Regions from separate parts of the Homo sapiens genome. Here region 2 is linked to region 1. Evidence: chromatin loops called from intact Hi-C (ENCODE). Cell type or tissue: heart right ventricle. All regions are shown on one strand. Links, peaks and the distances in the headings refer to the core of each region. The heading gives the core; the rest is flanking DNA.

The links. A loop is a pair of places that touch in the nucleus more often than their neighbours do. Peaks named below come from ENCODE experiments on the same cell type or tissue, not always from the same donor. Only the 100,000 strongest peaks of a DNase experiment are listed, where the experiment ranks them.
Region 2: it touches region 1 in a loop (4-fold over the local background); 51 of 110 quality-filtered maps call a loop at or near these places.

Annotation. Positions count from the first base shown.
Region 1 is chr2:160,993,211-160,996,134 of GRCh38, reverse strand. No RefSeq gene overlaps it. Among named protein-coding and RNA genes, the nearest start is that of TANK-AS1, 170 kb to the left of the region's middle. In heart right ventricle, for the core only: CTCF peaks have their summits at 1,339 and 1,543 (motif pointing right); DNase peaks (open chromatin) are centred at 1,584 and 2,388; H3K27ac peaks cover 963 bases.
Region 2 is chr2:160,250,660-160,253,583 of GRCh38, reverse strand. No RefSeq gene overlaps it. Among named protein-coding and RNA genes, the nearest start is that of LINC02478, 20 kb to the left of the region's middle. In heart right ventricle, for the core only: a CTCF peak has its summit at 1,123; a DNase peak (open chromatin) is centred at 1,800; H3K27ac peaks cover 2,500 bases.

The DNA.
Region 1 (2,924 bases), core at 108-2,607:
AATAAATTAACCTTAGCTTACTATAACTCTTTTCCTTTATAAACTGTTTAATTTTTTAAACTTTTTGACTTTTTTGTAATAATGCTTAGCTTGAAACACAAGCACATTCTACAGCTATATAAAAATTCCTTTCTCTCTCTTTTTTTTTTTTTTTTTTTTTTTAAGATGGAGTCTCGCTCTGTCTCCCAGACTGGAGTGCAGTGGTGCAATCTCGGCTCACTGCAAGCTCTGCCTCCCGGGTTCATGCCATTCTGCTGTCTTGGCTTCCCAAGTAGCTGTGACTACAGGTGCCCGCCACAACACCCAGCTAATTTTTTTTTTTTTTGTATTTTTAGTACAGACAGGGTTTTACCATGTTAGCCAGGATGGTCTCGATCTCCTGACCTCGTTATCTGCCTGCCTCAGCCTCCCAAAGTGCTGGGATTATAGGCAAAAATTCCTTTCTTTATATCTTTCTAAACTTTTTTTCTATTTTAAGAATATTTTATTTTTTACTTTTTAAACTTTTGTGTTAAAAACTAAGACATAAACACACATTAGTCTAGGGCTATACAAGGTCAGGATCATCAATATCACTGTCTTCCACCTCCATATCTTGGCCCATTGGAAGGTCTTCAGGGGCAATAACAAGCATCTCCTATGATAAAATGCCTTTTTCTGGAATCCCTCCTGAAAGGACTAGAAGGTTATTTTACAGTTAACTTGTTTTATGAGTAGAAGGAGAACACTCTATTATATTGATAAATGGTGACTCACACCGGTAATCCCAGCATTTTGGGAAACAGAGGAGAGAGGATCCCTTGAGCCCAGAAGTTCAAGACCAGCCTGGGCAACATAGCAAGACTTGTCTCTACACACACAAAAAAAGCCAGTCATGGTGGTGTGCCTGTAGTCTTAGCTACTTGGGAGGCTGAGGCAGGTGTATAGTTTGAGCCTAGGATTTCGAGGTTGCAGTGAGCTATGATTATGCCACTGCGCTCCAGCCTAGGTGACAAAGCAAGACCCTGTCTCTAATAAAAATAATAAAAATTTTAAAAAGTTAAAAAATAATGATAGAGTATAGTATATCAAATACATAAACCAATGATATAGTTGTATCAAGTATCATGTTTGTATAATTATATGTGCACTTTTATATGACTGGCGGCAAAGTAGGTTTGTTTACACCAGCACCACCACAAATACGTGAATAGTGCATTGTGCTATGAAGTTATGATGGCTACAATGCCACTAGATGATAGGAATTTTTCAGCTCCATTGTAATTGTATGAGACCATCTTTGTATTAAATATATGTGATCCGTCGTTGACTGAAACGTCACTATGCAGCATATGACTGTATTTTGAAAACAGAGATATATTGAGTTATCGCAGAAAACTTTAATAACACTGAAATGTATAGAAAATAGGCTGGGGATTAAATTACACTATTATTTTACATCCTCTGCAACGGAGGATGTTTCTCCTTTGTGTCAAGAAACCTCTGCGGTATTTGCAGCAGTAAATTTGTAGGTTGACTGTGTAGCTGAAAATTGTCACTAGGGGGCAGCCTATCACTGAAATGTGGATGATACTTCCTGCGTCATCTGATTTCAATGAGAAACTGGCCCAGGGAGTCACACGTTCTCGGCACAGCTTCTAAAGGAAAATTGATGCATCTATAAAATGTTGAATCAGCACAGTCACTCGGTGGTGAGTAAAGGAAGGAAAAAGTCTTGCATAATATTAAAAGCCCAGCATAAATCAATGGTTAGACATACAAATGTTGTGTGCTTTGATCACAAAACCTTTATGTGTGTGTGCTGAGCAGGAGAATATGGGCTACTGTCTTTTAAAACAGAGTCATAGTTTAACTTTTGTTATACACACACACACATACACACACACACTCTCTCTCTCTGTCTTGCTCACTCTCTTTCTCTTTCTCGCTCGCTCGCTCTCTCTCTTTCTCTCTGAATTAAAAGCCACCGTGCAGGTAAACATTTTACAATTGGGAAGGAAATTGAAACAAGTAGAAATTGATTAATTCCTTTAGCTCTTAAACCCTAGGTTTAAGCTGAGCGGAACGATGTGGTCTGGCAATTCCTCCCCTGCTTGGTGACTTTTGCTTGACCCTATATTTTCATCTATTGTTTTTCCTCTTTGCTACTCTTTCTCTTGCATTTTATATTCCTCAAGTGATCTCACCTAACAAAATCAACAGCCCCAGCTCTGAGGAGAGTCGTCGCTGTGTTTTCTTAACCGGGCTCTGAATGGTCTCAGAACATTACACAGAGGCAATATTTGAAATGTGATCCTGCCCAGTTCTCCTTTGAGCAGCAGAGCTGTCGGGTGCTATCGTATCTATGATCATTAAAGGCCTCTGAGAGCCCTAACGTCCCTGAGCGACTGGTGTGACCTTGTGTAGTCTGGGAACTGGAACAGAGCTAAGGTTGGCCTGACACACTGTCACCCAGGGCATGTGTGCAGCATAAGGTGGCCATGGAGATGCATGTAGAAACTTAGGAGCCATGCCCAAAAGCCCTTGATGCAAATGGAGCTTCAAAATGAAGAAAGATATAACTAATGCTAAATGACGAGTTAATGGGTGCAGCACACCAGCATGGCACATGTATACATGTGTAACTAACCTGCACATTGTACGCATGTACCCTAAAACTTAAAGTATAATAATAAAAAAATGAAGAAAGAAATCTATTAGACTGGAGGTAGGAATCCCCAGAAACTTAGGCCTACAGAATTAGCAGTCCAGTAAGGTAGAGGCTAGAACTTGCGGCAGTAGTAGGCATGGCTGGGTGTGGACTCTCTAACCAGACTAGGGTTTGAATCCTAGCTCTGTCTCCTGCTACCTGGATGACATTGGATAAGTTACTTAACGTCTCTGTGCTTTAGGTTTCTCCTCTGTAAAATGAGTGCTTGAAATAC
Region 2 (2,924 bases), core at 153-2,652, 740 kb after region 1:
AGGATAATGCATGGCTAACAAATGCAAACCCAAATTTCAGAGCTGAGTGTTTCTTGTCAGTATCACCGATCGTTTCCAACAGACGCTGCCTTAGGGAGTTTGTAATGTCATTTCTACTCTCTTGACATTAATGTCCAGGTGAGCCTACCCCAAGGTTTGTAAAAGAGCAGATCCTTATTAACTTAGCATGCTTTATTGTGATTTTTCTTATATTTGGATTCACATATGCTTTTAACAGCTGCATTTTAAAAATCTGCTATGGTTTAAAGACAGTATTTCATAAAAGCCTTAGTTTATTCAGTAAAATATTTTAATAACCAGTTGAACAGTCTCTTGTTAAGATTTTAAGATATTTGTTTCTGATTGTACTAATTAATTGTTAAAGTTTTTTTTAAAAAAATCAGTGATGAGACTCTAGTCTTCACTAACTTTTTTGGCATCTTCAAGAGGCACAAAGGAAATGAGGAACTGGAAATTTAAAACAGGGAAATAAATATCAGTTCGTATTTGCTTTGACATATGCATGACATTGGGCCAGTTAACTTCAGTATCTCTGGATTGTAAAATGGTGTTTTAGTGTAGAACTAATACCTGAGAATTATGGAGAAAATGGAGAGAAAAGGGCTTCCAATTCAGGTTATCTATGAAGAGCATATTTTATTCTTACAAGTGTCTGAAAATGCCTGGTATCATTACTATTCACCATGAGAACTTTTGGAAGTATGACCACTAGTACTGTAAAGAAAAAAAAAATCCAATATCTGTGAAAGATTATTCATCCAAATAATGTACCCTCTAAAATTAAAAAATCACAGGTAGAGCTGTATTGTATTGGCTCATAAAATGCCTGAAATGGACAGAATACAGATTCTGGTCAGAGAGTAATAGTTTTCCTCTCCTATTTTAGATTCTGAACAGGCTCAGAAGATCATAAAGTTTTTTAATACAGGGTTTTGAATATAAAGTCACTTGGTCATAATACAAATATTGGTATCTGCCTGAGGAAAATTTTGTGCCTTAGTGATATGCAAAAACGCCTTCCTCTTTAGAGTTCTCCTTTCTTCATTCCCCATTTATTCCCATTGTAATCTTTTTCCTCTATCTGACATACTCCCTCTAGTGTTCCCTGGATGAAGTACAATAGCTAAAGTTCAATTTACAAACAAAATCCTATTTCTGCAATCTCTCAATGTTTTCCCCATTTACCATACACTAAAGCAAATTTAGCACCAGATGTTTTGGCCTTGTGAGCTGTAGGTGACAGCAAGAATTTTTAATCAGAGAGCCTCAAACTTAGTGGAATCTTGTATTCCAACTTCAGATCCTCAAAGAGGGCATTTATTTCTAATCTGATTGTTAGGGTTAGGTTCCTTCTCTGCCTTTGAATCCTTGTATTGGAATTTACTTTTATTGTGATATGCAGAAGGGGAAAAGATACTCTCATGAACTAAAGCGTGCAAGCAGGCATTTCTTTGACATATTTCCCAGGGTTAGAACTTACACTGATTCTTCTAAATTACCTAAGAGATTCAAGGCATTTTGACTTAAGAAAAAAGCGATTAATTTTTTAATGGCTTTACAAAAACCATAGGCATATTCTCAGCCACAGAAGCTCTTAATCAAACCAGGAGGAACAACCACTTGGGAGGTGTATTTCTTATGGGCATTTTTTCTTTACAGAAAATAAACACTTCCAAAGCTGTCAGCTGCCATTGCTGCTACTTTGGAAATCAGCCACACCCAAGATGTAGTTATAAGAGCTAACTACAGGCCAAGGTCATCTGGGGATCCAGCCAGCCTGCTCACAGGCATGGCACCCCAACCTGGCCACAGTGCATGGGCCTGCCAATCCAGGCAGGCCAGCCCAGACTGCTATTTTAGGTTGGAGTTCCCAAAAGAAGGCCCTTGACTGTCCTTCACACTACTGGCATTCAGCTTTGTACTTAGCCATTCTGAACCATTATCTACTCTATGCCCTGACTGCTTCTCTCCTTTGAAATATCCTACCTCTTTGGGGAGCCCCATAGGAGGTTGATAGATATGTCAAATTGTAATATTAAAATGATTATTTTGTTTAATAACACAAAGCTCACCCATACATACAGCTCTGCTACATCAGGTTACTTCAACCAAGTGCCTGAGCAGGAAACCTCAGGTTTATTTGTCCTCCTCCTTCACCTGGATCTGCCATTGATCCTTTCCTCTTTCATGTCCACTGGCATTATAGTTCATCCACATTTGCCTAGACTGCTACACTAACTTTCCAGGCGATCCCCCTCCCTCCAATTCACCAACGTTCTACCATTGGTTATCTTTCAAAATGACAAATCAGAATGCATTTCTCTTCTGTTTAAAATTTTTCACTGGTTCCCTATCATATACAGGATAAATTTTGAATTCCCTACCGTCTTAGTCTGTTCTGTGCTTCTATAACAGAATACCACAGACTGAGTTATTTGTAATGAACAGAAATTTGTCAGCTTACAGTTCTGGAGGCTGGGAAATGCAAGATCAGGGGCCAGCATCTTGTGAGGGCCTTCTTGCTCCATCATCCCATGATAGAAGGTGGAAGAACAAGACAGGGTGAGACAGAGGAAAAAGAGAGCTCAACTTATCCTTTTACAATGAACCCCTCCCATGATAATGGTGTTAATCCATTCACGAGGGTAGAGCCCTCATGGCCTGATCCCTTCTAAAAGGTCCCACCTCTTAGTGCTGTTACAATGGTGATCAACTTTCCAACACAAGAACTTTGGAGAACACAATCTAACACCTACAGCACCTAGACTGCTATTCAAGATTATTTGAGATCCAGAAACTCCTGCCCACTTTTCCAGCCTCATCTCTCATTATTCCCTCCATACCATCTTTCCCTCCTCACATCAATATACCCTATGCTTTGGCCAAACTAAGTATTTATTGTT